Regions from separate parts of the Homo sapiens genome. Here region 1 is linked to region 2. Evidence: chromatin loops called from intact Hi-C (ENCODE). Cell type or tissue: endothelial cell of umbilical vein. All regions are shown on one strand. Each heading gives the region's core, and the rest is flanking DNA. Links, peaks and the distances in the headings are about the cores only. Region 1 has its middle 170 kb from the start of CDC7. Region 2 overlaps TGFBR3 (transforming growth factor beta receptor 3).

Region 1 (11,154 bases), core at 2,186-10,185, 180 kb before region 2:
TCCTTATAATTCTTTTACCAAAGGTATACTTTACTTTTTTTATACACCTTGCACATAAACTTTTTTTTTTTTAATAGTTTTACATTCAGGAGGCCTAGTTACTTTTAAATTATGCAACATTTTTTGCATAAATTCTTTTTTATAACTTTTTTTCTTTCATGACTTTTGAAGACAATTCTTTGACATGTCTCAACTTTATGACTTACTACAAATATTTCTTTCTTTAAACAACCAGTTAATTTATTTCAGAGCAAGAATTTACCATATAATACTTTTTATATAAATTCCACCTTCCCTTTTTTTTCCTTTTTTTTTTCCCTTAGGATACTTCTGAACTGGCGAGGTGTGCTCACAATGAGGTTTTCTCTAAAAGTTATTGTTTTTTACTTTTGTTGTTGTCGTTGTTGTTGTTGTTAGCAAAACAGTTGCTGCTACAGATTGAATGCATTTGGGCCATCCGCGGGTTACTGGGTTAAGGATTTTTGATAGGAAGGCCTCAGTGCTTTCGGGATACGCCCTTGTTTACACTGACAAAGTGGTATTGGAGTGTTATAGGGTTACGGAGGATACCTTCAATTATCGATTATAGGTTTTAAATTTACCTTGGCTTTTAAAAGAATAGGGTACACTTTTTTTTAACTACTTGTATATCTCTTTCTTTCTCTCTTTGACTTTGTCTCTCTCTTTTTGACTCCTTTTGCGTCTGTCTCTTCCTCTCTCTCTCTGCCTCCTCTTTCTCTCTCTCTCCTTGACTTCCTCTTTGTCTGTCTCTTCCTCTGTCTCTTCCTCTCTCTCTTTGCCTCTTTTCCTCTCTGTCTCTTTCCTTTCTCTCTCTCTGCTGGTCTTTCCTTGCCTTTGCCAGCTGCTTCTGCTGCTGTTCTCTCAACCACTGTGTGTTGGGGGCGGGGGGCCTAAAACCAGCTGTAACCAAGTGTCTACGTACCGGAACTGGTCTGGCTGTAACCAAGTGTCTACGTACCGGAACTGGTCTGGCTGTAACCAAGTGTCTACGTACCGGAACTGGTCTGGCTGTAACCAAGTGTCTACGTACCGGAACTGGTCTGGCTGTAACCAAGTGTCTACGTACCGGAACTGGTCTGGCTGTAACCAAGTGTCTACGTACCGGAACTGGTCTGGCTGTAACCAAGTGTCTACGTACCGGAACTGGTCTGGCTGTAACCAAGTGTCTACGTACCGGAACTGGTCTGGCTGTAACCAAGTGTCTACGTACCGGAACTGGTCTGGCTGTAACCAAGTGTCTATGTACCGGAACTGGTCTGGCTGTAACCAAGTGTCTATGTACCGGAACTGGTCTGGCTGTAACCAAGTGTCTACGTACCGGAACTGGTCTGGCTGTAACCAAGTGTCTACGTACCGGAACTGGTCTGGCTGTAACCAAGTGTCTATGTACCGGAACTGGTCTGGCTGTAACCAAGTGTCTATGTACCGGAACTGGTCTGGCTGTAACCAAGTGTCTACGTACCGGAACTGGTCTGGCTGTAACCAAGTGTCTACGTACCGGAACTGGTCTGGCTGTAACCAAGTGTCTACGTACCGGAACTGGTCTGGCTGTAACCAAGTGTCTACGTACCGGAACTGGTCTGGCTGTAACCAAGTGTCTACGTACCGGAACTGGTCTGGCTGTAACCAAGTGTCTATGTACCGGAACTGGTCTGGCTGTAACCAAGTGTCTACGTACCGGAACTGGTCTGGATTCCCTGGCTTACAGGTTACCTTGTGTCATACCTTTGAAACAAGGGACCTGTCCAGGCTTCCTTCTAATGGCCAACCTACCTCTAATGCTGGCCAGTCTATCTTACACAAAGTTTGAAGTTTTCCTGGTGTCATAGTACTCCACAGCCTCCCTTAAATTCTTTTTTGAAATTTTTCAACATAGTTCCTAGTAGGGTGGGCTTATTTGTGGCTGACCTACGCTTCTTCGAGACAAAACACCACGCTCACTCCACAAACACACCACAAAACAAAGAACAGGTAAATAGAGCACACACACATACTTTTGCAGTTTGCACCAAACCAAAATCAAAACCAAAATCAGAGTATCCAGAAATCTAAGCCAGGTCAAAACCAAAACCAAAGTATCAAGCAATCCAAGTCAAGTCAAAAACAAAAACCAAAGTGCCAGTACAGGCACACCATGGGTGATCAGGCCACGCTTCCACTCAAATGGAGTGGGCAAGTTCCCAAGACCGGTCATGTCAAGCAATTCAAACCAAATCAAAACCAAAACCAAACCAAAGTGCCGATAAAGGTACGCCGTGGGTGATCAGGCCATGCTTCCACTCAAACGGAGTGGGCGAGTTCCAAAGACTAGTCTTACCAAGTTTTAGATATCCAGACTTCAAGTGCCCATTCCTTCCCGGTGTTCAGCCACTGCATTGATACTCCACGAGGGCCTGCAACACACTGCTCTGGAGAGGCGTCCCACCGGGGCAAATTCCTTCCCGGGAGCGCTCTCAGGATCCGCGTCGCTCGGGCTGGTCAGAGTCCCCCACAGGGATGTTCCACAGGACAGGCTTAAGCCGCCTAAGGAGCTGCCTCAACCATCCGCCATTCAGCTCGCTTCCCGGTCAGGGAACCAAGAAATGTAGCAGGACCAGCCACAGGCAAACCTCCTCAGACAGCGAGTTAAAGAAGGAAGGGGTTTATTCGGCCGGGGGCATCAACAAGGCTCCTGTCTCAAGAGCCGAGCCCCCTGAGTGAGCAATTCCTGTCCCTTTTAAGGGCTCATGACTCTAAGGGGGTGCGCGTGAGAGGGTCGTGATTGATTGAGCAAGCAGGGGGTAAGTGACTGGGGGCTGCATGCACCGGTAATTAGATCGGAACAAAACAGGATAGGGATTTTCACAGTGCTTTTCTATACAGTGTCTGTAATCTATAGATAACAATCAATTAGGTCAGGGGTCCATCTTTAACCACCAGGCCCAGGGTGTGGCGCCGGGCTGTCTGCTTGTGGATTTCATTTCTGCCTTTTAGTTTTTTCTTTTTCTTTCTTTGGAGGCGGAAACTGGGCATAAGAAAGTATGAGGGGTGGTCTCCTCCCTTAGAGAAAGATGGGCAATGTACAAACTAAAACAATTAAGAAAAATATTATCAAGGAATAAGTGTCATGCAAAGAATTAAAACTAAATGATGTGATGGAGGGAAATTGGGTGTCTACCATAGACTGGGTGATGGGGGAAAGCCTTTCCCGTGTGATAATTAAGCTGAGATCTGAAAAGTAAGGAGGAACCAGCTGTGGGATGATAGGGGGAGTAGCATTCCAGGCAAAGGAATTGTCAATGTGAAGGCGTTAAGGTAACAAAGATGTCACAGAACATGATGGTTGGAGCAAAACAGGGAGGCAAGAGAGTCGTATGAGCTGAGGAGGAGTCAGATCCCTTAGGGCTCTGAGTGCCAAGATAATCACAGACAAAGGGCTAATCTTTGTAATATATAAAGAATTCCTAGAAATTGAGAAAATTAAAGACAACAACCCGATAGAAAAAGAGGCAAAGGATAAAACAGACAGTTCACAGCATAACAACAAATAATCCTTATACATATAAAAAGATGCACAACTTCATTCATTGTAAGAAAAATGCAAATTAAAATTACTTTGAGATATCATTTTTTCATCCATCAAATTGGCAAAAATACCAGAGTTGGATAACGCACTCAATTGGTACAGCTATGAGAAAACAGGTATTGTTGACAGTAGTTTAAAATGGTGCAACTTCAATGGGATCCAATTTGGTAATATCTATTAGGAATAAAAATGCACTTACTCTTTGGCCTGGCAATCCTACTTCTGGGAATTTTTCCTTGAGATACACCTGCACACAAACCAAAGAACCTTCATATAAGGCTACTCACTGCAGTGTGGTTTTTAATAGCAAGAGATGGAAACAAGCCAAGTGTGCATTGAAAGGGGTAGGTTAGGCCAGGTGCGGGGGCTCATGCCTGTAATCCCAGCACTTTGGGAGGCCGAGGCAGGTGGATCATGAGGTCAGGAGTTTGAGACCAGCCTGATCAACATGGTGAAACTCCGTCTGTACTGAAAATACAAAAATTAGCCAGGCATGGTGGCACGTGCCTGTAATCCCAGCTAATCAGGAGGGTGAGGCAGGAGAATCGCTTGAATCTGGGAGGCGGAAGTTATAGGTAGCCAAGATTGTGCCATTGAACTCCAGCCTGGGCAACAGAGCGAGACTCCATCTCAAAAATAAAATAAAATAAAGAAGAAGAAAAAAAGGGATAGGTTAAATAAATTATGGTATATCCCCAAAGTAGAATTCTATATGGCTGTAGAAAAGAAATGAGATACTGATTTATATTCTGATATGGATACAAAATATGTTAGGTGAGACAAGCAAAATGCAGAACATGTATCGTATTAATATGTTTCCACTGTGTAATAAAGGGGGAAAGAGAGGAGATTCTTATTTGCTCACATTTGCTTTAAGAAGCATCACAAGCTAGTGAAAGTGGCTACCTACAGGGGAACAGAAGGGTACACACAGGAATAGGAGCCGGATTTTTAAAAGTATACTTTTGTTTTGTTTTTTTGGAATTTATTCTAAGTGTGATGGGAAGCCATTTGGAGTATTAAACAGGGGATTGACAAGATCTAACGTCTTTTAAAGAGTGTGTTCTAGCAGCCACCTGGGGAATAATCTTAGACAGACGAGGAGGCCGCAGGGAGTCTGCTGGATGTGCTGGTTTATGTTGGAGGTAAGGATGGCGTAGACTCGGGTGGTGGTGGTGCAGATGGAGAGCAGCAGATATGTTTGGAAGCCATCAGGACTCACTGATGGATTGGCTGCGGGAGGTTAGAGAAAAATAACAGTTTTGTGTCTTGAGTCATGAGGTGGCATGGTGCTACCAGACCCCAGAGATTGATAAAATAACAGCTGGGGCAGTTCATAGGGTTTTATGGAAAAGACTGCCTGTTAGCAGAGCTGTGAAGGACTCTAGGATCTGAGGAGGTGATGAGAAGGCCTTGCAGATGGAGAGGAAGGAATGGAGCAGGCAGGGCCAGGGGCCAGGAGGCAGTGGGGGGCTCTGCTCTGAGAACTGGTTGGGTCTCTCTGCTCACAGTTGTTTCAGTTTTTCTCCATTGCAACTCAGCTCAGCCCCAGGGCCATGAAACAACTTGAAACCAAATCCTCTATTTCCCATCATATGCTTCTTTTAACTGCTTCCTACACTTCCTGTGACTGTTTCCTTGCAGTAACTAGAGTTTCTATCACATGCATTGGCATTCTGAGAAATACACTAAAAGTGAAAAAAATCAACCAGTCAAAATGAGGACTGGCTGGCTGGCTGGGTTAAAGATTTGTCGCTTTTTCCTTTGCTGGCGCAATAACGTAATTACCTTCTCTTGGATCACTCACTGGGGTGGAAAGGTAAAGCGTGGTGGATTTCCCTGGAGTGCAGGTTGGATGCTCCTCCAGGTGCTTCCACTTTTAAGGCTAACTGGCGGGCTAAGAAGCTTTTTATTTTCACCTCTCCTCTCCACTCAAGAAAAAGATTTGATAACTGGAATCCTCAATGGAAAGTCTCTTCTGCAGTTGCTGTACTTATCAAAAAGTGGTGCTCCAGAAGAAGTTTGTGTTTCAGATGAAGATTCTTGAAGCTCTAGTTTCCACTTTTGGGGTATGCTGTATGGTTTTGGGTTTAAATAACAAAAATTGGCCAGGCACGGTGGCTCATGCCTGTAATCCCAGCATTTTGGGAGGCCGAGGCAGGTGGATCAGTTGAGGCCAGGAGTTCAAGAACAGCCTGGCCAACATGGTGAAACCCCGTCTCTACTAAAAACACAAAAATTAGACGGGCATGGTGGCAGGCTCCTGTAGTCCCAGCTACTTGAGGGGCTGAGGAAGGAGAATCACCAGAAAGTCAAGGCTGCAATGAGCCGAAATTCTGCCATTGCACTCCAGCCTGGGCGACAGAGCGAGATCCTATCTCATGGAAAAAAAAAAATTAGTTTTCTCCCTTCCTACACCACCCCTGCACCATACAGAATCCATGTGATTTTCCCTTTTAAAAATTCAGCATTATTTCAACACTGTTGTCAAGTACACTGTGTTCTTTGCAGAAACTATGTCATAGGCAGTTTATGAACCGGGACAAGTAACAGACCAGCAAAAGCTGCTCCACCCAAATCACTTATGAAGACTTTCAGCTTTGAGTCTTTGATTGGTCAAGTGGAAAGAACCAAGTTGGGTTTCAAAGCTGAGAAATTCTTGTTCTCCTTGTCCATTCCCTCTTTTCTTGCACAGGTGGTGTGCTTTGGTTGATAAAAGGATAATCAGTTCTGGGGCTTCTGAGCAGAAAGAAAATATTGATAATATGTTAATAAAATAGAAAGGAAAATGGCTGAGGGTTGTGTGTGTGTGTGTGTGTGTGCACACTCACACTCCCACCCCTCATTTCTTTTTAAGTCAAGATAGAGTTCACTTCAGTCATGTGGTTCTACATTTAAAGTTTTTTTTTCTTTTTAATGAATTCTCAGAGGCAGTAAATGCAGAAAATCTTTAAAAATTAATTCAAGCTGTGACCTTCTGAGTAAGGGGAGGTGATGTCATATGATGACCTTTATTTTAAGTGTGAAATCGAATCTACATAAAGTACAGTGTTGAGTTCCTCTGAAAAAGCTGAGGTGGCAATCTAAGAACAAGGGCAGCAAATATGCCAAAACTCAAACTTTTGATTATCAATGACATCTATAAAAATTAATCCGGCCATTTGCCCATTTTCAAACATGTTGCATTAGGGAAGAACAATGCTATAGGTTTGGCTTGCTTTGAAACAAAAAAGATGCCTATATTTGGCATTTGGTAACATTTCTTCACTTTACAGAATTATTATAACATTCACAAGTGGCTAGATGAAACCAACACTTTATAAATAATGTTTGATTAGGGAATATTAATTTTTCCATAAACATGGGGAGGGAGGAAGAGGAGGAAGAGCAGCAAATTATCAAGAATACTGTGTGGAACCATGAAAAGTTTGGGATAGACCTAACATTGATTTGCTTTTTATTTACTAGACAACTTTTTTTTCTCTCTCTCTCTCTCTCTCTTTTTTTGAAATAACAGGGAAAGAAATTACATCTGTGTTTTTTTTTTTACAATAAAAATCAGACAACTCACAACTCTTATTTAGGTCATGAAATTATAACATTTTTGGATCACAGACTCTTGTAAGAATCTAATGAAAACTATGACTTATTGCCATATGTAAGGGCCTAATGAATTAGATCAATTTCTGGTTGTTTTACTTGTCTGTTTGAGTAATCCATTTAACTATTCCTATGCTAATATCATATTATTTTTATTACATGATTTTATACTATATGTGCTAAGGCCAGACTACCTCACAATTCTTTTTAAAAGTATTAATTCAATGGGAAGTGAATGAATTGAATAAATTCATTTTTTTAATAAATTCATTTTTTAATAAATGCTTCCAGTAGAATTGAATAATCACCTGGAAAGAAGCAAAAATAGACCCCTACCTTCATATCATACACAAAAGTATGGATAAAGACCTACATTTTAAAAATAAAATTTTAAAAGTATTAGTATATATCTAGAGTCAGAGAAACCCTAAGCAAGAGAGGGAACCCAGAGGCCAAAAGGAAAAGATATGTATCTTCAACTACATAAGAATTAAACATTTAGTCTTGGCAATATCAATTAGAAACAAAATGAAAAGACCATAATAGACTGGGAAAATATTTCTCATACATGACATGTGACACAGAATTTCACTAATGTACGATCATTAAGAGAAAGACAATTCATTAGAAAAATGGGCAAAGAAAATAGAAATTTATAGGAGAACCTGGGAAAGACTGATATGATAATTTAAAACTTAGTCATTGCAGATAATACAAATCCAAATGAGATACAATTTTCAACCATCAGATTGGCAAAATTTAATAGTGGGTAATATTTATTAAGTGATTAGTATAGGCTAAGAACTTTATGTGGACTAGCTCATTTAATATTGACAACAATGCTAAAGTGTAGATTTTTTTTAATATCACGGAAACAGTTCACCTAGCAAATGGTAGCACCAAGATTTAAATCTGATGCCTAGAGCCCAAACTTCTGTTTCAACGTAGGCAATGTTGATGAGGAAGCCAGGGAATGGGCACTCATACATTGCCTGTAGTGATGGCGTGATTTTCAAAAACCTTTAGAGAAAGTAATGTGGCAATAAATATTAAGATTAATATAAAAAACTCATTCTCTTTGACCTGCCATCCCAGGAATAAAAGAAACACCAGGATCTTGGCATTATCTGTTCTTTGACTACTTGGTAGAATTTACCTGTAAAACCAGCTGGGCTTGGTGGTGTTTTTTGTTTGTTTGTTTTAAATTTTGTGTTCTATTTTGTTGTGAGTAGATTTTAATTTAGTTTTTACTTTTTATTTTTTATTTTATTTTTCCCATAAGCCTCCTAGATCTTACTTTTCTTAAATGTAAAGATTTATTAAAGATTTATTTTCAATTTTTATTGCTTCTTGAAATAGTTTTGCAACATTGCATTTTTACTAGGAAGTCATCAGTGCCATCCACTAAGTTTTTGTCTCCTAGCTCCCTATCTGCTTGATGATGCTGGTAGTGGGACTGGGCAAGCCACGCTCAACTTCCCGCTCTGATAATCCCTGCCCTGGGCCCTCAGCAATCTCTGTTCACCTTTTCAGCCCTTCAACATCTGCTACACCAAGTCCTCACGTTCATTTCTTTCTGTTGAAATAATCAGAGTGGTTTTTGTTTACCCAACAGAACTCTGACTGTCCCTGACACATCACCCACATTGTGTTTTCTAATTTATTAAAATAAAGTTTATGATGATCCCTTATTGATTAAAATTTCTGCTATATCTGTTGTGTCTTTTTTTATCTTCTAATGCATGTGTTTACTTTTACTTAATTTTTACCTATCTCCAATAGTCTTTTAAAGTAATAATTAACTTGCCATGTTGGATACTGTTACATTTTCAATCTTTTTTTTCCAATGTACAACTTAGAGCAATTTAAGTTTCTCATAAGTTACCTGCTTTAGCCGCATGTTTGAATGTAGTATTTTCACTGTTCAAGTCTAATCTTCTAATTTTCTTTTTTCTTTTTCTTTTTTTTTTCTTGAGATGGAGTCTTGCTCTTTCACCCAGGCTGGAGTGCAGTGGCGCAATCTCGGCTCACTGCAACCTCTGCCTCCCAGGTTGAAGTGATGCCCTTGCCTAAGCCTCCTGAGTAGCTGGGACTACAGGCCCATGCCACCATCCCCAGCTAATTTTTGTATTTCTGGTAGAGATGTGGTTTCACTATGTTGGCCAGGCTGGTCTTGAACTCCTGGCCTCAGGTGATCCACCCGCCTCAGCCTCCCAATCCAATTTTCATTATGACTTCTTTGAGCCATGAATTATTTAGAAGTGTTTTTGGTTTTTTTTTTTCCATTTAACTGATTGTCAGAACATATAAAGTGTTTTTTTTTTTTTTTTTTTTTTTTTTTTTGGAGACAGAGTTGTGCTCTGTCACCAGGCTGGAGTGCAGTGGCGCAATCTTGGCTCGCTGCAACCTCTGCCTCCCAAGTTCAAGCGATTCGTCTGCCTCAGCCTCCCGAGTAGCTGCGACTACAGGCGCCCGCCACCACGCCCGGCTAATTTTTTTGTATTTTAGTAGAGACAGGGTTTCACCATGTTGGCCAGGCTGGTCTCGATCTCCTGACCTTGTGCTCCGCCCACCTTGGCCTCCCAAAGTGCTGGGATTACAGGTGTGAGCCACTGCGCCCGGCTGTAAAGTGTTTTTAAATTCCTAAATGTATTGAGTATTTAAAAATTATTTTCGTATTCATTTTTAAACTATTTGCATTGTGATTAAGTAACCTGATCAGTATGATTAAATTTTGTGATATTTGCTGAGAATGCCATTATAGTTCCAGGAGTGGTATATACAAAATTGTCAAATTGGGGGGACACAGGATTCTATGTATGGATCTTAATCAAGCTTAATTACATTGTTCAAATCTTCCATATCCAAATATTTTTGACTTGTCAACTTCTGAGAGTGATATGTTAAAATATCCTACTGTGATGAATTTGTCAGTTCCTCTTTTTCCTCTTTATAATTTTTATAATTCTGTCACTTTTTTTTTTTTTTTTGCTTTAAAGCATTGGAGTGTGAGAACATAATATATAAGGATATTAACTGCAGCAGAATATCTTGGCAAAAAACTAAAATGTCATTACTAGTGAATTGGCTGAATTCATTGTAAAAAATATTATGCAGCCACCAAAAAACATGAAATTTGTTCCGTATCTAATAATCTACAGGAGGTCGATGTTAAGTGAAAAAGGCAAGTTGCAGAGTATGTATATTGTGATCCCATTTTTAGTAAACGAAACAAAAACTTCTATATTCATGAACACGTTTCAATATGTTTGAGTTTGAAAAAAGGCTGTTAACATCAGCTCCTCTAGGTAAGTGACTGGAGGGAGTAGGAAGGGTAGCGTTAACAAATATCTTTGTATTTCACTTCCTATGAGAACCATATTTTTATTTGGGCAATTTAAGTTAAGCCTAATAAGAAAATGATGATGATCAGCAGTCATCTTAGGAGCCCTGAGAAAGATATGCCATATGAAAAAAGCAAGTCACAGGCTGGGCGTGGTGGCTCACGCCTGTAATCCCAGCACTTTGGGAGGCCGAGATGGGTGGATCACTTGAAGTTAGGAGTTCGAGACCAGCCTGGCCAACATGGTGAAACCTTTTCTCTACTAAAAATATAAAAATTTGCCTTGGGTTTAGTAGAAACCCCATCTCTACTGAAAATATAAAAATTAGCTTTGGGTGACACAATGAGACCCTGTCTCAAAAAAAAAAAAAAAAAAAAGAAAAAAGAAAAAAGCAAGTCACAACTGTTATAATCCAATTTTTTTTTTTTTTTTTTTTTGAGACAGGGCCTTCCTCTGTCACCCAGGCTGGAGTGCGGTGACATGATCTCAACTCACTGGAATCTCCACCTCCTGGGTTCAAAGATTCTCGTGTCTCAGCCTTCTGAGTAGCTGGGATACAGACGCATGCCACCCCGCCCCGCTAATTTTTGTATTTTTAGTAGAGACAGGGTTTCACTATGTTGG
Region 2 (11,154 bases), core at 1,758-9,757:
GTTATCATTCTATATGTCAAATGTAGCAAAATAATGCAAACCTGTTTACCTGTTTCTTCCTTTCCTGCATGTAGTATACCCTGACCTTAAATTGGCATGCACTTGATTTCAAATGAAGATTTTTTTAAACAGCATCTTCCAACTGCAGTAGCAGTTGGAAAATTCACTTTTTGCTGACCTGGGCCACCTAAACAGAGGACATGAGGAACCTGACTTGTTTTATTTTAAGAAGAAAAAACTATTTAAAGCCCTGATCCTGGCTCCTTTGAACATTTAACACTTAAAACCTGAATTGTTACACTACAAACTAGAGTTCCTTTTCCTCTATTTAAGAAGAGGCCCTTGCGAAGAATTTATTTAGTTAATGAAAGTTAAACAATTGTGTTTCTCTCACAAAACAAAAATAAACAAAACCTCTTGAAGATGGTCTCTGGGCTCTCTAGGTCTGCAAGTGTCCATATGAGCTCCCTCACGGAGAGCCTAGAGCAGTACACTGGCAGTTTAGAAAACAATATAGCCACAAGCACTTCTCCAAAAAGAAAAGCAACTCCCCTCTTGGCCCAATTCCAAAACGCAATTGAGCCGGGTAAGGTCCAAGCTAATCTCTGTACCGTCTCTCTGCCAACTTTCTCCTGCAGGCATTAGGTTTTTCAGCATGGGCTTTGCAAATAATCTAACAATTAATTAGTGCTTTTGAATTCACCCCATACCATTAATGGAACACTGCCAGACAGCCTTTGATAGGGTATTTCTAGAGCTAATTAAGCTTGGCAAAACAGAGGACACAAACTTCCTGGCACTCACAAGGGCCAGGCTGAGACCTGGCAGGTGACAGACAGTAAAGTTGTCCTTACAGATAATCCTGGGGTGATGAAAATGGCAGGCTGCTTGGATCAGGCTCTCGGAGTCCTCTATAATATGCCAGACCCTACTCTCAAATTATATAACTATCAGGCTTTTCGCATTTGAGCTATTCTTTCACCCTGAAGACATTTTTTTTCTTCTGAGTGAAGATTTGATACTTAAAAGTTTGGTATTGCTTCTAGTCCACACCCCATCCTGTCACCCCCGAAAAGGGTTAGTTTAGAAAAAAACAAAAAGTTGTATACTAGGTTTTTTTTTACTATATCTTAAAATAAATCTCATCTCAAAATGTCCTTCTTCCAATCAAAGAGTCCTTGCATAATCCAAGATTTCTCACTCCTATAACCTCAGTCACGTGGGAAATCTATTTTTTTCACTATCTAATGTCACACAGAATTCCAGACTGCTCCACATGCATGGACAGCAACATAAACACATTTTTGGGAGGGCTAGAAAAAAGCTAGCAGGGGGGCAAAAAGAAAAAATATTGTTACATTCCTCAGGACTTTTCTGGTTCAATTTCAAAAGCAGAATGACCACCACCTGAGTCTTGCGGCGAGCTCCAGAGCTGTACATAGGTTGTACGCTGCCTCTCCAAAAACAGTGATGAGGCCAGAGAAAGCAAATCAGAAAACCTTATAAACTACTCAATGGCAGTGTAAACAAATAAAAGTTAGTTTAAAACACAACTTTTCAGGCACAGAGCTTAAATATTCTCAGTCTTATCCCCACTTATAATAAATGTGGTGTCAGGGTGCTTAATAAACATCAATTACAACTTACAGAAATTTTTCCCTTCTAAAAAATGTTAATTTTTTAAAAGCTCTAGACTGGAGTGTGATTATAAGAATAAAGTAGGGCCGGGCGCGGTGGCTCATGCCTGTAATCCCAGCACTTTGGGAGGATGAGGCAGGCAGATCACCTGAGGTTGGGAGTTCGAGACCAGCCTGAGCAACATGGAGAAACCCCATTCCTACTAAAAATACAAAATTAGCCAGGCGTGGTAGTGCATGCCTGTAATCCCAGCTACTCGGGAGGCTGAGGCAGGAGAATCGCTTGAACCCAGTAGGCGGAGGTTGCAGTGAGCCGAGATCACGCCATTGCACTCCAGCCTGGGCAACAAGAGCAAAACTCCATCTCAAAAAAAAAAAAAAAAAAAGAATAAAGTAGGAAGTCAATGGGGAAACCTGAGCTAGAAAATTAGAGCCCTGCTAGCAGAAATGAGGTATACCCAACTTTTAACTTTTAGTCCCTAACTCCAGAGCCACCCTCGCTAACCCACCTAAAGTCCCCCTTTTATCCACTCAGCCCATATCACCTCTCATTACCGAAGAGTCCCTTGGCCACAGGTTCCGGGACCAATGACCCCGCCCTCAGTGACCCAACACGAATCTCCTACCTTGGTCTACTAAGTCACAAGGCAAGAAATGAGACAAGGCAAAAGAGGCACATAAAAGGAAGAAATGGTGGGGGCGGGAAGAATTCCTTCTTTAACAACTGTTAGGATTATGTCAAGGTGTAGCCCCAGCTAATAAAGATGCACCTGGTTTCTGCAGGTGCACCACACTTACAGTCAGAGAGCTAAAGGCATCTGTGGAACTCACTGCCTCAAACCAACTTCCTCTCCAGCACATGGATCCCTCTGACCCAAACAAGTTTACCAAAGGTGTTCAAGGTAGCTGTTGTAAAGGCATGCTAAAATCAAGCTCCCTTTTATGGCACTAAGAAATTGTCTAGGTGTTTGCAGTTTCTGTGTTACAATTTGTGCATTGAGAAAACAGATGACCTATGCTGTCAAATGTGGTCCTCAGACTAACGGTATCAGCATCTTATGAGCCTGTTAAAAATCTACAGTCTTTGACCCATCAAGGCCTACTAAAACAGAATCTGCATTTTAACAAGATCCCTGGGTGATTCTCATGCATATAAGAAAGCACTGGCCTAATATTTGTTTATAACCTCAAACTCCAAAAGCAAAACTTCCTATTCCATAAACAAGATGGTATATTCCACCTCTGGCAAAACCACTCACCTCTGGCAAAACCACTATGAATATCCTTATTATAAAATATATTTAAAAGTGATTATTTTCTTTATAGAAAAAAATCTGTTGTATCATGCTCCTTGCTCACATTTAATATGTAGTTTAACTTATAAAAATAGGTTGACCTACAACTCAGAAACATTTACTATGTAAAACTGGATGCAACTGTATTTCTTCGAAACTGTAATTTACAACACTGTAAGAAGCACTTCTGCAAAAGGTGGTAAGACCCTCAAAACTCATGATCCTGAAAACCAGGCCCCCTGAGAAATGAAAAGAACAAGACTTGGAAATCAGGAGGGTAAGTAAGCAAGGAAAAGAGGGTTTAGGCTATTAAGACGATGATTTTTCAAGGACATTCATTCACAACACAAAGAGATTTTCTTTAGATGGTTTGGGGAGGTTGTTTTGTGTTTTAAGACTCAGCTTTTTCAGTTCTATAGATGTAATTATCTTTAATATTAGGCTATGGCACAGTATTCCACTGATGTGAGAAATACATCTTTATCCACTTTCCTCCTCAAAAGGAATAGGTTGGGGAAAAATTACAAAAGCATCATTCTGAATTTCCTAAGCATATGACTCCCAAGGGTCCTTCCTTCTAATAAGGAGTCCTGGTCATCATTTTCTCTTGCCAGTATCTCCAAATCCACCTTTGCCCAACAGCCTATTCTCAGCCCAGCAGCCAGAGTGGTCCTGTTAAGACATCCTTCAGATCATATCATTCTTCTGCTCAAACTCTCCAATGGCTCAGTGTCATTCAGAGTGAGAACCTTATGATGGCCTGCAATGCCTTGGGCTATACACACCCGCACCGTCTCCCACCCCTCAGTTAACTCTCTGACTTCCCATTCCAGCAGGCACCTGGCCCACCTGCTATTGCCTGAGCACTGCAAGCAAACTTCCACCACAGGGCCTCTGCACTTGCTTTTCCTGCTGCCTGGAATGCTCTTTCCCCAGATATCCACTTAGCTCACCTCCTCCAAACCTTTGCTCAATGTTCCTAGTGAAGCCCTTCCTAATCACCTTACTTCAAATTGCAATCCCCGCTAACAATCCCCAACCTCTTTGCTTTTTATTCGACGAACCTGCTGATATATGCATTTTGTTTGTTTCTGGTCTCTCTCCACTAGAGACATGCTTCATAAGGACAAGGATTTTTATCTGTTTTGTTTACTACTATCTCTCCAACACTTGGAATAGTGTCTGAAATACAATAGGTACTCAGTAAATCCTTGTTAAATCAATCAATCAACACTTTAGGAAAGTTAACTGTATTAGAAAAAAATGAAAAGGCCAGCGAGGTGGCTCACGCCTGTAATCCCAGCACTTTGGGAGGCCGAGGCGGGCCGATCACGAGGTCAGGAGATTGAGACCATCCTGGCTAACACGGTGAAACCCCGTCTCTGCTAAAAATACAAAAAATTAGCCGGGCATGGTGGCGGGTGCCTGTAGTCCCAGCTACTCGGGAGGCTGAGGCAGGAGAATGCATGAACCTGGGAGGCAGAGCTTGCAGTGAGCTGAGATCGCGTCACTGCACTCCAGCCTGGGCAACAGAGCAAGACTCCATCTCAAAAAAAAAAAAAAAAAAAAAAAAGAAAGAAAAAGAAAAAAATGAAAAAACTCATTATTTGCACTAACCCCAAAGTCTCTCCCCTTTCTGTGCCTCAGAAGCTAGCAAAGTACCTGAATCTTAGGAGGTACTTAACGTTGACCAGACTACAAGTCTTCATCTAAAACATAGTAGTTATTTAAAAGTATAAAGAAAAGGCAAAATAAGTGGTTCTGTCCTCTAATTAACTCAAAAGGAAAAGATAAGGGCGGGCAGGAGCTATAGAGCATTTTGCTTCACCATGTAGTATTATAACTTTAACTTTCAGCAATTTAACAACATAATTGTCATGCACAGGTGCATCCCACTGGAAAAGTTCATCACAGGAAAATGCTGTAGCAGTCCAGCGGGGTCAATGATGAAAACAACACAGCAGGGAGGCCAGGCGTGGTGGCTCACGCCTGTAATCCTGGCACTTTGGGAGGCTAAGGTGGGCAGATCACTTGAGGCCAGAAGTTTGAGACCAGCCTAGGCAACACAGTGAGATGTCATCTCTATAAAAGATCACAAAATTAGCCAGGTGTGGTGCCACGTGCCTGTAGTCCCACCTACATAGGAGGCTGAGGCAGGAAGATCTCTTGAGCCTGGGAGGTTGAGGCTGCAGTGAGCCAAGACTGCACTACTGCACTCCAGCCTGGGTGACAGAGCAAGACCCTGTCTCAAAAAAAAAAAAAAAAAAAAAAAAAATGCAGAGCAGGGGCTGACTCCAGAGGCTGAACCTCTGCCCTCCTTTGAGGCCTATGCTACCTGTGTATCCTCATGGGTGGAGTAGGAGAGTAGGAAGGAAGGGAGGTGTTACTCAGATGGCCCTGGTCAATCTTCTGGACTAGGACGCAGTTACTCAGGCATATGAGGACAAAAGGAAGCAAAACAAAGAACACAGAGCAATTTTATCAAGACCTTTTCCTTTTGCCATATATGGTTCCCCTCATTGCCAACAAACAGAGTAACTTTAAAATAATTTTTTAAATCAACATTTCCCTTTGAAGGTAGTAAAATTTTCCACATTACACTGTAGATTTTTTTAAAGATGTTTAAGAGCTGGCAAGGGAGGGCAGGGGAATAGCTGGGCTTCAGTCCCCAGAGCACCTGCTGCCTACTCCTTGGAAGGAACGTTCCAAGAGCTATGGCATTTTTCAGCCCTCTAGAATTCCACCTGATTGACAGTGCCCTCTCAGAAAACAAAAATATGACTAGATTGAAGTTCAGGATAAATGTTTTTTAGGCCATTCTGGCAGAGATCGTTTTAAAGAAAATGAAAGTCAGTGGCTGCCATGGATGTGGTGCGGGATGGGCCAATCATGCGCCTCGGTGCTGAGCAGGGTCAGTCCTAAAGGAAGGCCTCTTGCTGGCACGCTTCCCGGAACACTTCCCAGAACACTCCCTGCTCCTACATCACTTCCAAAATCAGCGTGCTCAGAGCTCGAAGCTCTATGGGGTGATAAAGATACCTCCAGAGTTGGATTAATTACCAAAGCAAACAAGCTGAGAAAGTCTAATTTCCTATATACACAACCGTGTGCAAGGGTAAGCTTTTAGCAATTAAAGAGCTGTGTAGGCACATACAGATAAAGCTGTGTCTTGATGGAAGTGTTGATCACTGTAAAACACACCATCACTGCTGTCCTAAAATAACCCAAATCAATCAGAAATCCAGAAAGCTGGGTGGCAATTATACAGCCTACGATAAGGATGCAAAGCAAAGAGAAACCTCGATTCTCTTGACTTGGCTAACATCACATCTAGCAATAATCTTACTCATTCTTGGTAAACATCCTCCCCTCCACTATATGCACATTCAGTTGCCCAACTAGCTATTAGTAAACTCTCCTTGAAAATGATAAAAAGGGCCAGGTACAGTGGCTCACGCCTGTAATCCTAGCACTTTGGGAGGCCAAGGCAGGTGGATTGCTTAGCTCAAGAGTTTGAGACCAGCTTGGAAAACATGGCGAAACCTTGTCTCTACAAAAAATACAAAACTTAGCCAGGTGTGGTGGCATGTGCCTGTAGTTCCAGCTACTCAAGAGGCTGAGGTGGGAGGATCGTTTGAGCCCAGGAGGCCAAGGCTGCAGTGAGCTACCGTGCCACTGCACTCCAGCCTGGGCAACAGAGTGAGACCCTGTCTCAGGGAAAAAAAAAAAGTAAAAGGCCTTGCATTAGGCTATCCACCCCACCTCCACACACACACAGGTCCATACAGGGCAAGGGAATCTTTGAGAAATGAACTCACCTTTCTCTCAACTACTGCCTCAACTCCCGTGTGTGTGTATGTGTGTGTGTGCGCATGCATGTGTGTGTTGTGTTTGCACACGCATGCACGCACATGCTGTTTCTGTAGAAAAATCTAATGGAGAAGGTAGGTGGGGAGGTGCTTCATCACACTTGGCTGTGCACAATATCCTCAAAGGGAATACACTCTAAAATGCAGGCTACCCTATCCACTCTGGGTCTTTCTTTTATTTTTGAGACCTAGTTTCGCTCTTGTTGCCCAGGCTGGAGTGCAGTGGCGCCATCTCGGCTCACCGCAACCTCCGCCTCCCAGGTTCAAGTGGTTCTCCTGCCTCAGCCTCTCGAGTAGCTGGGATTACAGGCAGCCACCACCATGCCACTCTAGGTCTTTTAATAGCAGTTATTTGCTCTTTAAAATAAAGTTTGGCACTCTGGTGATAACTGGTATCACATTTGACAATATCCTTTCCTTGTGTATCAAAAAGCAGAATTAAACACAAAACTGGTTAAAATAACCAGCTAAAGGCCAGGCATGATGGCTCACACCTATAATCCTAGCACTTTGGGAGGCCGATATGGGTGGACCACTTGAGCTCAAGAGTTCCAAACCAGCCTGGGCAACATGGCGGAACCCCATCTCTACAGAAAAAAAACACAAAAATTAGCCAGGCATAGCGGCGTGCACCCGTAGTCCCAGCTACTTGGGGGTCTGTGGGGGGAAAATGGCTTGAACCTGGGAGGTCGAGGCTGCAGTGAGCCATGATCGCGCCACTGCACTCCAGCCCAGGCAACAGAGTGAGACCCTGTCTCAAAAAAACAAATAAAATAAAAATAAGATAAAATAATCAGCTAAAAACAATAATAATCACAGACCAAATCAACTAGCTGTGTTCTAAGACCTGAGGGTTGGCAAAAAAAAAAAAAAAAAAAAAAAGAAGAAGAAGAAAAAAAGGGGAGGGGGCTTTTTTTCAGTTTGCTTTGAACCTTTGAGCCTATCCATCTTCTATCCTTACATTCCCTGGTGGTAGTCCCCTGCCAGCACCCTCCAGCCTTCCTGCCCTTATGAGTATTACAGCCTTTGATCACTCGTTTGGCAGACAGGAGATAACTATGGCAGAACCACCTCTGAGGTTCACAGGCCGTTAACTCACATCCAAGATTTCTCTTTCAAGTACAGGATAAATGAATAAATTGAATAATGAAAATGTGGTATATATACACAGTGGAATACTATACAGCCTTAAAAAAGAAGGAAATCCTGTCATTTGCAACAACACAGATGAACATGGAGGACATTATGCTCAGAGAAATAAGCCAGGCACAGAGCGACAAATATCATATATGATCAAACTTATATGCGGAATCTTAAAAAGCCAAACTCATGGCCGGGAGCGGTGGCTCAGGCCTGTAATCCCAGAACTTTTGGAGGCCAAGGCGGGCAGATCACAAGGTCAGGAGTTCGAGACCAGCGTGGCCAATATGGTGAAACCCCATCTCTACTAAAAATAACAAAAATTGGCCAGGTGTGGCGGCGCATGCCTGTAGTCCCAGTCAGGAGGCCAAGGCAGGAGAATCACTCGAACCCGGGAGGCGGAGGTTGCAGTGAGCTGAGATCATGCTACTGCACTCCAGCCTGGGTGACACAGTGAGACTCCATCCCACCCCCTCCCAGAAAAAAAGTCAAACTCATAGAAACAGTAAAATGGTGGTTACCAGAGGCTGGGGAGTGGGGGTGGAAGGACTGAGGAGATGTTGGTCAAATATACAAAATTTCAATTAGACAGGAGGAATAAGTTCAAGAGATTGACTGTACACCATGGTGACTATAGTTAATAACAAGGTATTATAGTAGCCACTGCCACCACTGAGCCTAAGATGGCCATGACCCCTGTAGAGGTGACCCCCACTCACCTACCCCTCTAGGACTCATGCCTTCCTCAAAAATGCCTGGGCCATGGAGCTGGTGCCAGTCATGTCCTTCACCATGGGGGCCAATACTCAGCCCCTACCAAGTACAACATCATGACCAACCAGGTGACGCCCTGAAACTATCTAGTGCCCTTCCAAGGTGGTAGGAACATGCTGACATACAGAGCCACCTCCAGGACCCCCAGTGCCCAGCTTGGAGCTGCCAAAGAAACTGTGACCACCTCACTCGACAGTGAGGAGGCCCCCTTCCTACAGCCCCCTATAAAAATGTGAAAAAAAATAATATATTTTACACATGAAAATTGTTAAGAGAGTATATTTTAAGTGTTCTCACCACAAAAAATGATAAGTGTGTGAGGTTATGCATATGTTAAAAAGCTTGATTTACTCACCACAATGTAGACATGTATAAAAACATCATGATGTACACCATAAATATATACAATTTTTATTTGTCAAGAGGTGCTAAGGGTGCACTATACCAAAAAGGTCACAGGATTTGTTGGTGCAGTTTGTCTGCAAAAGCATGTCTAAGTTCTGGTCCAACCAAGACTTGAATTATCTTTCTAAATCACTTACTTTCTCTAAGCCCTATTATTCTCATTCTAGAAATGAAGAAAATAGTGCCTGCCTACCCCCAGAGGCTGCTGTGAGGATCAAATGAAATACCTGTTATAAAAACATTTTTAAGATTACAAATACAATATGGTATTATTAGCCTCTACTCAAGGCTGCCAGCTTGTACCATTCCAGACCAAGTATTAACCAGCTGGTATCTCAGCTTGCTCTCCCACAGACACAAAGAGTTCAGAGCTTTCTGAGCAGGAAAATAGCTCAGACTAAAAGCATCTCGATTTTCCTGTGGACTCTACCTGGAATTCCAGGTACATCCAGTAGAGAGGAAAAGAAATGTGTTTCTCAATAGAAATCTGTGCACAGTTTGCAGGCGAGTTTCCAAAAGGATACATCTGGGTACTGAATTGAGACAGTGGAATGAAGAAGTTAGCCATTCCACCAAGAGCCCACTGGCATCAATGCCAGCAGCCCTGCTCCAGAGCTCACCTCAGCGGCACCCCTCTCACCTGGCACAAGGGGCCAGTGATAACTCCAGCCCTTCCAATAAAACTGATTTCCCTGAATTCTCCATGCATGCCTCTTTTTCTTATTACTAAAACTCCTGGAAACATAGCCCTGCCTAATGTTGGCAAGCCTCAGAGGCAGCAGCTAATATCTTTTAAAGATGTGTAGAACAGTTGGGAGGTTGTTTTGTTTTTGTTTTTGTTTTTGCCTTTTCAAGTTTTTATTTTTATCCATTTTTTGTATTAAAAAGAAAAGCACAATTATCACAAATTACAAAGGAGGAAAGCAGAACTAGAATAATAAATGAATCACTTCAGCCTGGAAAGCAGATATTTTCAATAATAGTAATGTTATAACACAAGTATAGACGAGTTTTTAAAGCAAAACTTAGACTTAAGCCCATAGTATCAAGCACTTATTTTTTAAACTTCCCACTTTTCTTACATTAGGTAGCTTACAGGATCTAAGAGGCCAATAAATAACCTTAGATAATTTCTTTTTTTTTCTTTTTTGTTTTTAACCCCAATAAATCTCTTGTATTTATTCTCTCTCTTTTTTTTTTAACCCAAGTAAATCACCTAAGCTAATTTCTAATCAAGAGGCATTATGGTCCTTACACAGCTCGTGTTCACCAAGAGCACAGTCCACCCTCCATCCTCAACAGTGCTATATGATAACGAAGGAACGAGGGAGGGGAGGGAAAGCATGAGTTTTTTGTTTTTTGAGACGGAGTTTGGCTCTGTCGCCCAGGCTGGAGTGCAGTGGCGCGATCTCAGCTCACTGCAAGCTCCGCCTCCCGGGTTCACACCATTCTTCTGCCTCAGCCTCCCCAGTAGCTGGGACTACAGGCGTCCGCCACCGCGCGTGGCTAATTTTGTTTTTGTACTTTTAGTAGAGACGGGGTTTCACCGTGTTAGCCAGGATGGTCTCAATCTCCTGACCTCGTAATCTGCCCGCCTCGGCCTCCCAAAGTGCTGGGATTACAGGCGTGAGCCACCACGCCCAGCCGAAAGCATGAGTTTTGTCAGAACAACACTAACACTGGGACATGGATATCCCCCGACCCACCCGGCCCCGACTGCCTTCATTCACTCTCTATCACAAGCAGAGAAGGAAAGAAAGGTTTTCACTGAAGGCCCAGACAAACCTATGGAGCTGGAACAAGCAGGCTCCTATTATTCTAACTTGGGCTCAATTTACGTGCTCCCTTGTGCTCTGCCCCTCCTCTGGCCACATAACCAAAAGGAGGCCTTTGACAACCTTCACCCCTCTGCTGCCAGACCTCCACACCTTCCCACCGATTTACAGCTTTAAGGCCACTTTGGTTAAGTCAGAATATGAATAAAGAAGGCCCACTACTTGAGGGTCCTTCTGCTCTGATGACCTGTGTCTGTCT

Evidence for each region. Hi-C counts contacts between places; a loop is a spot of excess contacts. Peaks named below come from ENCODE experiments on the same cell type or tissue, not always from the same donor. Only the 100,000 strongest peaks of a DNase experiment are listed, where the experiment ranks them.
Region 1: a loop joins it to region 2, with 25 times the contacts of the local background. A loop is called at or near these places in 1 of 110 quality-filtered maps.

Annotation. Positions count from the first base shown.
Region 1 is chr1:91,667,684-91,678,837 of GRCh38, forward strand. No RefSeq gene overlaps it. Among named protein-coding and RNA genes, the nearest start is that of CDC7, 170 kb to the left of the region's middle. In endothelial cell of umbilical vein, for the core only: no CTCF peak of the experiment used is centred there; a DNase peak (open chromatin) is centred at 5,218.
Region 2 is chr1:91,845,600-91,856,753 of GRCh38, forward strand. The region is part of intron 2 of TGFBR3 (transforming growth factor beta receptor 3); the gene reads right to left. Among named protein-coding and RNA genes, the nearest start is that of TGFBR3, 35 kb to the right of the region's middle. In endothelial cell of umbilical vein, for the core only: no CTCF peak of the experiment used is centred there; a DNase peak (open chromatin) is centred at 5,752; H3K4me3 peaks cover 171 bases; H3K27ac peaks cover 630 bases.